Linked DNA regions of Homo sapiens: region 2 is linked to region 1. A link is a loop called in an ENCODE intact Hi-C map of the cell type or tissue named here. Cell type or tissue: gastrocnemius medialis. All regions are shown on one strand. Each heading gives the region's core, and the rest is flanking DNA. Links, peaks and the distances in the headings are about the cores only.

Evidence for each region. Peaks named below come from ENCODE experiments on the same cell type or tissue, not always from the same donor. Only the 100,000 strongest peaks of a DNase experiment are listed, where the experiment ranks them.
Region 2: it touches region 1 in a loop (15-fold over the local background); 2 of 110 quality-filtered maps call a loop at or near these places.

Annotation. Positions count from the first base shown.
Region 1 is chr12:107,673,875-107,678,265 of GRCh38, reverse strand. No RefSeq gene overlaps it. Among named protein-coding and RNA genes, the nearest start is that of PWP1, 9.7 kb to the left of the region's middle. In gastrocnemius medialis, for the core only: a CTCF peak has its summit at 1,824 (motif pointing left); no DNase peak of the experiment used is centred there; H3K27me3 peaks cover 432 bases.
Region 2 is chr12:108,616,660-108,621,050 of GRCh38, reverse strand. No RefSeq gene overlaps it. Among named protein-coding and RNA genes, the nearest start is that of SELPLG, 15 kb to the left of the region's middle. RefSeq lists enhancers at 2,670-2,719, 3,300-3,759. In gastrocnemius medialis, for the core only: CTCF peaks have their summits at 2,546 (motif pointing right) and 2,751 (motif pointing right); a DNase peak (open chromatin) is centred at 2,790.

The DNA of each region.
Region 1 (4,391 bases), core at 167-4,166:
AGTTGCTGGGTGACAGCTGAGGATTCTGACCATCTACCCTTTACCAGCAACTGCATTCCCTCAGTCCCCTCCTCCTTGATGCCACCACTATCACCACCTGTCAGAAAAACTCCTTTCCACAGACTTGGGTAGTTTTCTGCCCCCTCTAGCTTCTGTGTAACACCTCAGCGTTAAAGTGAAACTTCAACCCTATAAGCTTTCCAACTCAAGTTCTACCTTGGTTTTCTGCTCCAGTCTGTCTCCAGATGACCAGCTATGTGGTTCCAGGGTCACAATCCCAGAGGTGAGGCTATAGCAGTATGAATGAGGAGACAGGGAAGAGGGGTGACAGGGAGCCAGAAGATGCAGTCTTGCTGTGGGTGGTTGGTTAGGGAGGCACAGGGCGGTGGGTAGGGGCGTAGGATGATGAATGACATCATCTGACTTAGATTTCAGGTCATTCCAACTCCCGTGTGTGGAATGTGGGGGTGGGGATGGTGGGGTGGGCAGAGCGAATGTGGGGAGAACTATGAGGAGGTTATTGCAGTAATGAAGGGGCAGATGCCGGTGACTTGGACAAGAGTGTTGCCTGGCGGAATCAAGGGAAGTGGAGAAAGATGCCATCTCCTGATGGGAAGATCTGTCAAGAATTTGTGGCCACATTTAATCTACCACAGCTGAGGAGACTAACGAGAAGAAGGAGGTGACTGATCTAAGACCACACATCATCTAAGCGTCAAGATGGGGGACAGAGCCTGTGTTTTCCGTCTTCAGTCCTGTGTGGTTCCTTCCACACCCACGCCACCTCTTTTGGAAGGAAAGACAGAAATGCGTGCCCAGGGAAAAGTGAAAGGCTCCACCAAAGCCCTGGATATAATGAAATTAATCACATCCTTGCCATCGGAAACCCCACCTGATATGATGTGGCTGTGTCCCCACCCAAATCTCACCTTGAATTGTAGCTCCCATGATTCCCATGTGCTGTGGGAGGAACCTGGCGGGAGATAATTGAGATAATTGAATAATGGGGGTGGTTTCCCCCATACTGTTCTCATCATAGTGAATAAGTCTCATGAGATTTGATGATTTTATAAGGAGAAACCCCTTTCTCTTCATTCTCATTTTTGCTCTTGCCTGCTGCTCTGTTAGACGTGCCTTTCACCTTCCGCCGTGATTGTGAGGCCTCCCCAGCCACGTGGAACTGTGAGTCCACTAAACCTATTTTTCTTTATAAATTGCCCAGTCTCGGGTATGTCTTTATCAGCAGCATGATTCTGAGAGGACAGGGAAATGGACCAGACTGTTCATGAGAAGCAGAGGAAGGATGGGCTGGGCAAAGGTTTTGATCTCCCCATTTGTGATGCCAGAGGAGAAAGGAGGATCTGAGCATGGTTACTGCGCCCCTCGAGCCAGGCTTTGGCAGGCGTCAGTCACCATGTAGGGTCAGGCTGAGTGGACACCGGTCATATGTTTGTCTTCTCCACTAGATGGTCTTTTCCATCTTAGCATGCCCAGGGCCTGGGAGAGAGTACACGCCAAATAAATACTGGAAGAATAAATGGAAGATGACTTCTCAGACCTTGTTAAGGATGGGATGGTGTACTTGTTGCATGGCTGTGAGATTCATCACAGAAGCAAAGAATTTGTTGCCGGATGATAATTACAGCTCCTAAGTACTGCGTTTAGTGTTGAATTCCCATGCCTGGTATACAGAGTGGGTGCTGAGTAAATATTGAATGAATGAATGGTTGAGTGAAACTTCTCAATCCCTCACGTATGAGCCAGATTCATGCTCTTCAATAGAAAAAAAAATTAAATTCTTGGGAACCCAAGAATGCAGAAGTGTGGCTCCACCTAGTGGACACTCCAGGATTATGCCTGGAATTTTTTTTTTTTTTTTTTTTTTGAGAGTAGTTTAGCTCTTGTTGCCCAGGCTGGAGTGCAATGGCAGGATCTCAGCTCACTGCAACCTCTGCCTCCCGGGTTCAAGCGATTCTCCTGCCTCAGCCTCCCGAGTAGCTAGGATTACAGGCATGCGCCACCACACCCGGCTAATTTTGTATTTTTAGTAGAGACGGGGTTTCTCCATGTTGGTGAGGCTGGTCTTGAACTCCTGACTTCAGGTGATCTGCCTGCCTTGGCCTCCCAAAGTGCTGGGATGACAGGCTTGAGCCACCGCACCTGACCCTTTTTTTTTTTTTTTTTTTTTTTTTAAAACAGGGTCTGGCTCTGTCGTCCAGGCTGGAGTGCAGTCGTGTGATCCGCACTCACTGCAACCCTTTCCTCCTGGGCTCAAGAGCTCCTCCCACCTCAGCCTCCCGAGTAGCTGAGCCTACAGGTGCACACCAACATACCTGACTAATTTTTGTATATTTTGTAGAGACGGGTTTCCAACATGTTGCCCAGGCTAATCTTGAACTCCTGAGCTCAAGAATCTCCTGCCTCTGCCTTCCAAAGTGCTGGGATTACAGGCATGAGCCACCACACCTAGCCTATGCCTGGACCTTGAACATTTTTTTCCCACATGTTTTGTTCTGTGTCTTCTCCAGTTGTTCCTGCTTTACCCACTTTGCCACAGACCACCAAGTATGGCAGCGTGGCCCTGCAGGTGGGCAGAAGCCTATCTGGAGCCCTGAAATGGGCAAGAAGCTGTAGGGGGCAGAGTCGACTAGATGAGTTGGCTTAGAGCTGCCAATGCTATGCACAGGACATTGGACCAGGTGTGCTGAGGACTGTCAATAGTTTGCTGTGTGGCCCTGGGCAGCCCACTTTCTGTCTCTGAGCCTCACTTTTATTATCTAAGAAGGCGGAGGCTGAGATCAGACACAGCTGTGATGACTGAGCCCTTTCCTTGTGTCCTCAGGGCTAGTTCTCAGATTCCAACATAGCCTCGCTTGACTGGTGGGGACCATTAGGCTTTAGGTTAAAGTAGGGAGCCCAAGGCTTCACAGCTAATAAGGGTCAAAGCCTGGAATTGAACTTGGATCTGCTTGACTCCAATGCCTGAACCACTCTTTATAGACTTTCTGAAGCCTTTCTATGATTCTGCACATCTACTTGAGTCTGCCCCTCTCCTTATGAGAGGCTACATATGAAAATGGTAAGGGTGGTGGCCTCTGGAGCAGAACTTTCTCAGTTTGAATCCTTATTCTACTTACATACCTACTCCTGAGGTGTGTGACCTTGCGCAAGTCACTCAATCACTCTCCGTTTTGGTTTCCCCATCTGTAAAATAGGAAGATGACAACAAAATGTTGCTATAAAAGTTTACACATGGCACACACCTGTAATCCCAGCACTCTGGGAGGCCGAGGCAGGTGGATCGCCTGAGGTTGGGAGTATGAGACCAGCCTGGCCAACATGGTGAAACCCCGTCTCTACTAAAAATATAAAAATTAGCCGGGCGGGATGGCAGGCATCTGTAATTCCAGCTACTCAGGAGGCTGAAGCAGGAGAATCGCTTGAACCCAGGAGGCTGAGGTTGCAGTGAGCTGAGATTGCACCACTGCACTCCAGACTGGGTGACAGAGCGAGACTCCATCTCAAAATAATAATAATAATAATAATAAAAGTTTGAACACACGCACACATCACTTAGAATGCTACCCAACATATCCAGTTTTTATGTTTTAACTATACATAGTTATACGTATATGTATATAAACATGTAAGTACTTGTATGCTTTAACTATTATTTCCTGCCTCTGAACTTTTGTTGCTCCTTATGATATAGCCTCAAAAAGCTGTAAATTTTGATCTTTAATATTATTTCTAAGTAAGTATATTTATAGTTACAGAGACACACTGACAGGACCAAGGAAAAGAAAGCTTCCTTCAGGTTGTACCCTACTGTAAGGCAATCCTGTCTCTAGGGCACTGTGAATTAATACATAAATTGTATAAATATTGCAATTATATTGTGAATGGTACAAGTACATTGCATTCCATTGCTGGGGGGGGGGGTAAAAGGGATAATTTCTTATATGCAAATATTTATATATCTTATGTGCAAATATTTAAAATAAATAGAAATTTTTATAATCTTATTTTGGCCTCTTTTTGTACTTTTGTACTTTTTTTTTAGTAGATTCGGATTTCACCATGTTGGCCAGGCCGGTGTCAAGCTCCTGACCTCAAGTAATCCTCCTGCCTCGGCCTCCCAGAGTGCTGGGGTTACAGGTGTGAACCACCACACCCGACCTCTTTTTGCCCTTATAATTGGAGCCTCCAAAATGGATGTGACCTGGATTTCTCTTGACCTCCCAGAAGCCCTAATCTAGGCCAAAGTACCAGGATTGGAAGAAGCTAAAAACCCCAGAAATCCCTCTGAAGGGCCGAACTGTCAATACCTGAGCTCTGGTATCATAAGTTGCCCCGTGATGACACAGCCGAATGGGATTGGACTTGGCTCA
Region 2 (4,391 bases), core at 281-4,280, 940 kb before region 1:
GCCTCCTGAGTTCAAGTGATTCTCCTGCCTCAGCCTCCTGAGTAGCTGGGATTACAGGCATGCGCCACCACGCCCAGCTAATTTTGTATTTTTAGTAGAGATGGTGTTTCTCTATGTTGGTCAGGCTGGTCTTGAACTCCCGACCTCAGGTGATTCTCCCGCCTTGGCCTCCCAAAGTGCTGGGATTACAGGTGTGAGCCACCACGCCCGGCCCAGAACTGGATTTTAAAAGGAAGTGCACAGATGGGCCTAGGAGAGGACTCAGGGGCCTGACTGATTAAAGCTTGGCCAAGCACAGAATCTTTCCCACTCTCCAGAAGCTCACCCTGACCTCTCCTTTTCACTCAGGCCCTGTCTCTCATTAACAGCCAGTAGCTTATTGGTGATCCTAGATGCAGCCTGCAACCTTTTGTACAACTCACAGAAGCACTGATTTGCTGTCAAATGGTGGAAAAGTTCAAGCTGCCAAACTTTTTCTTAAAGGACCAAACAGTGAATACTGTAGGCCTTAACTGTTGCAACACCATAGCCTCTGTTGCAACAACTCAACTCTGTCCTTGTAGTACAAAAGCAGCCACTGACAATATGTCCATAAATGAATGCGCATGGTTGTGTTCTAATAAAACTTTATTTACAAACGGGCGGCAGGCTCATTTCAGCTCCGTCAGTTTGCTGACGCCTGATTTTAAGCATAGGGTGACCAGTCGTCCCAGTTTGCCCGGAACTTTCTTGATTTTAGCACTGAAAGTCCCATATTCCGTGAAACTCAGCCCCAGTAAACCAGGTTGGCCCTGCTATTTAAGCAACACTTGCATTATCCCATTCAAAACTCACACTACCTTGTGGGGGTCAGGTCACCGCCCAGTGGATCCACCTTGCCTGCTGCCTAGACAGAGCCGATTTATCAAGACAGGGGAATTGCAAGGGAGACAGAGTAATTCATGCAGAGCAGGCTGTACAGGAGACGGGGATCAGAGTTTTTAACGACAATTTGGCGGGTAAGGACTTGGGAAGTTGGGAGTGCTGATTGGTCAGGTTGGAGATACAGTCATAGGGGGTTGCAGTGAGGTTTTCTTCATGTCTTCTGTTCCCGGCTGCGATGGCAGAACTGGTTGAGCCAGAATACCAGCCTAGGTGGTGTCAACTGATCCATCCAGTGCGGGGTCTGCAAAATATCTCACGTAGTGCTCTGAGGTTTTACAATACTGATGTTATCCACAGGAGCAATTTGGGGAGGCTTAGACTCTTGGAGCCAGAGGCTGCATGACCCCTAAACCATAATTTCGAATCTTGTAGCTAATTTGTTAGTCCTGCAAAGGCAGATCGGTCCCCAGGCAAGAAGGGGGTCTTTTCGGGGGGAAGGGATATTATTAATTTTGTTTCAGAGTCAAAACACGAACTGAATTATTTCCCAAAGTTAGTTCAGCCTAACTTTGGGGAAGGAATGAACAAGGACAGCTTAAAGGCTAGAAGCAAGATGGAGTCTGTTCGGTCTGGTCTCTTCCACTGTCATCATTTCCTCAGTTATAATTTTTGCAAAGGCAGTTTCAGTCAGATTAGAAAACCAGGATTTGGAGAGTTCTTGCTCTTCTGCTCCCAAATACCTTCCAGTCATTTCCATAGAGAGAGAAAGAAGCTGCCGCTTAAACAGACTCTGTTCTACCTTCTAGGAGAGGAATAAAAGTCATCTCAGGGGATAGTCTTTATTTTTCTTCTTGAAAAATACCTCCGGCTGGGTGTGGTGGTTCACGCCTGTAATCCCAGCACTTTGGGAGACCGAGGCAGGAGGACGGCTTGAGCTCAGGAATTTGAGATCAGCCTGGGCAACATGGTGAAACCCCGTCTCTACAAAAAATACAAAAATTAGCCAGGTGCAGTGATGTGCGCCTGTAGTCCCAGCTACTCAGGAGGCTGAAGTGGGAGAATCACTTGAGCCTGGGAGGTAGAAGTTGCAGTGAGCCAAGGTCATGCCATTGCACTCCAGCCTTGGCAACAGCAGTGAAAAGCTGTCTCAAAAAAAAAAAAAAAAAAAAAGAAAAGAAAAGAAAAGGAAAAAGAAAAAAAATACCTTCAATGGCCTCTTTGGAAGTGAAGGACTTCTTTCCTTGCCCCCAATGGTTTATCCCGGAAAAGGGGAGTTCACAGAGAAGGTTGAGTCTGGCAGGGGTTGGCTGTGGCTTGGGAGAGAGGGGTTGGAGGAAAGAGACAAGGGAAAGGTAGGAAAGAGCCGTCAGGGGGAAAGGCCATGGGACAGCATCGGGGAGGAGTGGGGAGAGGGCCCACACATATTGGAAATGCAGTGTCTGTCTCCTCCCCTGAACTTCTGGAAGGATCAAATCTGATACACACAGGCAGGTGTGTTCAAAGTGTCCTGGGGGTGCTGATGGAAGAAGGTGGGAGTGTCTGCCATGGGCTGGGTCAGTTAACACCCGGGGTCGGCAGGCTGATGGGTCAGGAGAGACTGAGTCTACCTCCCCTTTGGGAGGGATCAGAAAAATCAGAGAAGGGGAGCTGAAGGCTCCACAGCAGGGGGCTGTGGACTCAGGCTGAAGGACCTCTGAGTTGTTCCCCAGGGATCTTGTCACCTCGTCTTCCTGGGAGCTTTCCCCTATTTCCTGACAGCTCCTGAGGATGCTGTGTAACCACAGATTTCCATTTGCGTTGGAAGAGGGCCACCTTCCCTTTACAGTTTTCTCTCTCTCCAAGGTGTGGGATTTCATTCAGGGTGGGCGAAGCCGGGTGCTTGAAGCGGCCACCAGGGGGCGCCCGCCGCCAGCTCTTAGAGCAGGTGGAAGCCTGCGTTTCCCTTGGGCCAGACTTGGAGATCATTTAGCCAGGAAGGAGCCCCAAAGCCAGTGGCGTGCTGTTAAGTGTTTAACAACTGGCTTCCAATGGGAAAAAGTCCTGATTTGTAGCATTTGCCAATGTCTTCCATGTAAATACTCCCACAGCCGATTTTGAGCTACCAACCATTATATAGTTGATGATACAATAGGTGTTAGTAACAAGGGCATCGATCATCGGATAATGTAGTACAATTATTAGGAATTGGTGAGTTTTGAGTACTGATGACCTTGGCTTTTAATATAATAGAATTTAATTTATTAAACAACTGACACAAAATTCTGAAAATTTTGTTGATTAGCTCTCACGGGCAGATATAGTCTGGCTCCTGCACACCCCTGTGCCCTCCCCTCCTGCCTGGGCCTCCCATGCCCTTGAGGACCACCAGCCTGAATCACCCCACTCATCCATTCAGCAAACACATCCTGAACACACACACAGCTGCAATATCCCCGTGAATCCCCTCAAACAGCTCTCACAGACGGTTCTAGTATTCTCCCCATTTTACAGAAGATGAAACTGAGGATGAGAGCTAGGTGAAGTCACCTGCCCCAGGTCATGAAGAGGATCTGAGATTGGAACCCAGACCTGAAAGCCAGGATCTTACCACTGTGTCACGCTGTCCTTGAGATCACAGCGGGGTTCTGGGGGAATCCCACGCCCCAAAACCTCAGCCCTGCTGACCTGCCCTGGGGCCTGGAAGTCCCCCATTAGTCACCCTCTGTGGCTCCTGGCTGCTGAGGGAAGGCGCTGTTCCTTGGGAGGGTAACCGAGTACAGCGCAGCCCTCTCATTGCAGAGAACACAACACAGCAGAGCTGGGGCCTAGGACTAAGAGGGATGGCCGGGGGCAAGCAGCTGGCCTTTACTGAGCACTTACTGCATACCTAGTGCCTTGTCAAACAGTTTGTCTGCATTATCTCATTTAGGACTCAACCTCATAATGTGGGTGCAATGATTGTTCCATTTTCTTGCCAGGGAAACCGAGGTTCAGAAAGCTGAACCACTTGCTCCAGCCGGTTGCACGGTTAGGAAACCACACTGTGCTGACTTCAGCTCTGCCAGCAGGGAAGGAAGGAGGGTAGACAGGAAATGGGGGGCGGGGGATGATGGGCTCAGTTTGTTCCAGGTCCCTTGTCTCTTACAGGCTGGGGCTGCCACCCTGGGGGTGGTTCATCCAGCAGCTGATCTGGCAGGGGCTCCCCAAATTCTTTCCCCAGATCCCATCCCTCTTTGCCACTCAACCAAGCCACCGATTACTATGGAATGTGCCAGGCACTGTGAGAGGCCCTGGGATGCCATGTGAGTAGGACAGGCCTGTAATCCCAGAACTGTGGAAGGCCAAGGTGGGCGGATAACTTGAGGCCAGGAGTTCGAGACCCCTTTGGGGCTCATGGTCTAGAGGGGGACAGATTGATCAAATAATCACCCAGGAAAAGATCAGATTATGTCAGATTATGGCTGGGCCCTGAGCCCAGAGGAGAGATGCTGGGAGCAATGGGGCCAGAGCTGGGGGGCATGGGTCAGGAAAATCATGGTTGAAACTTG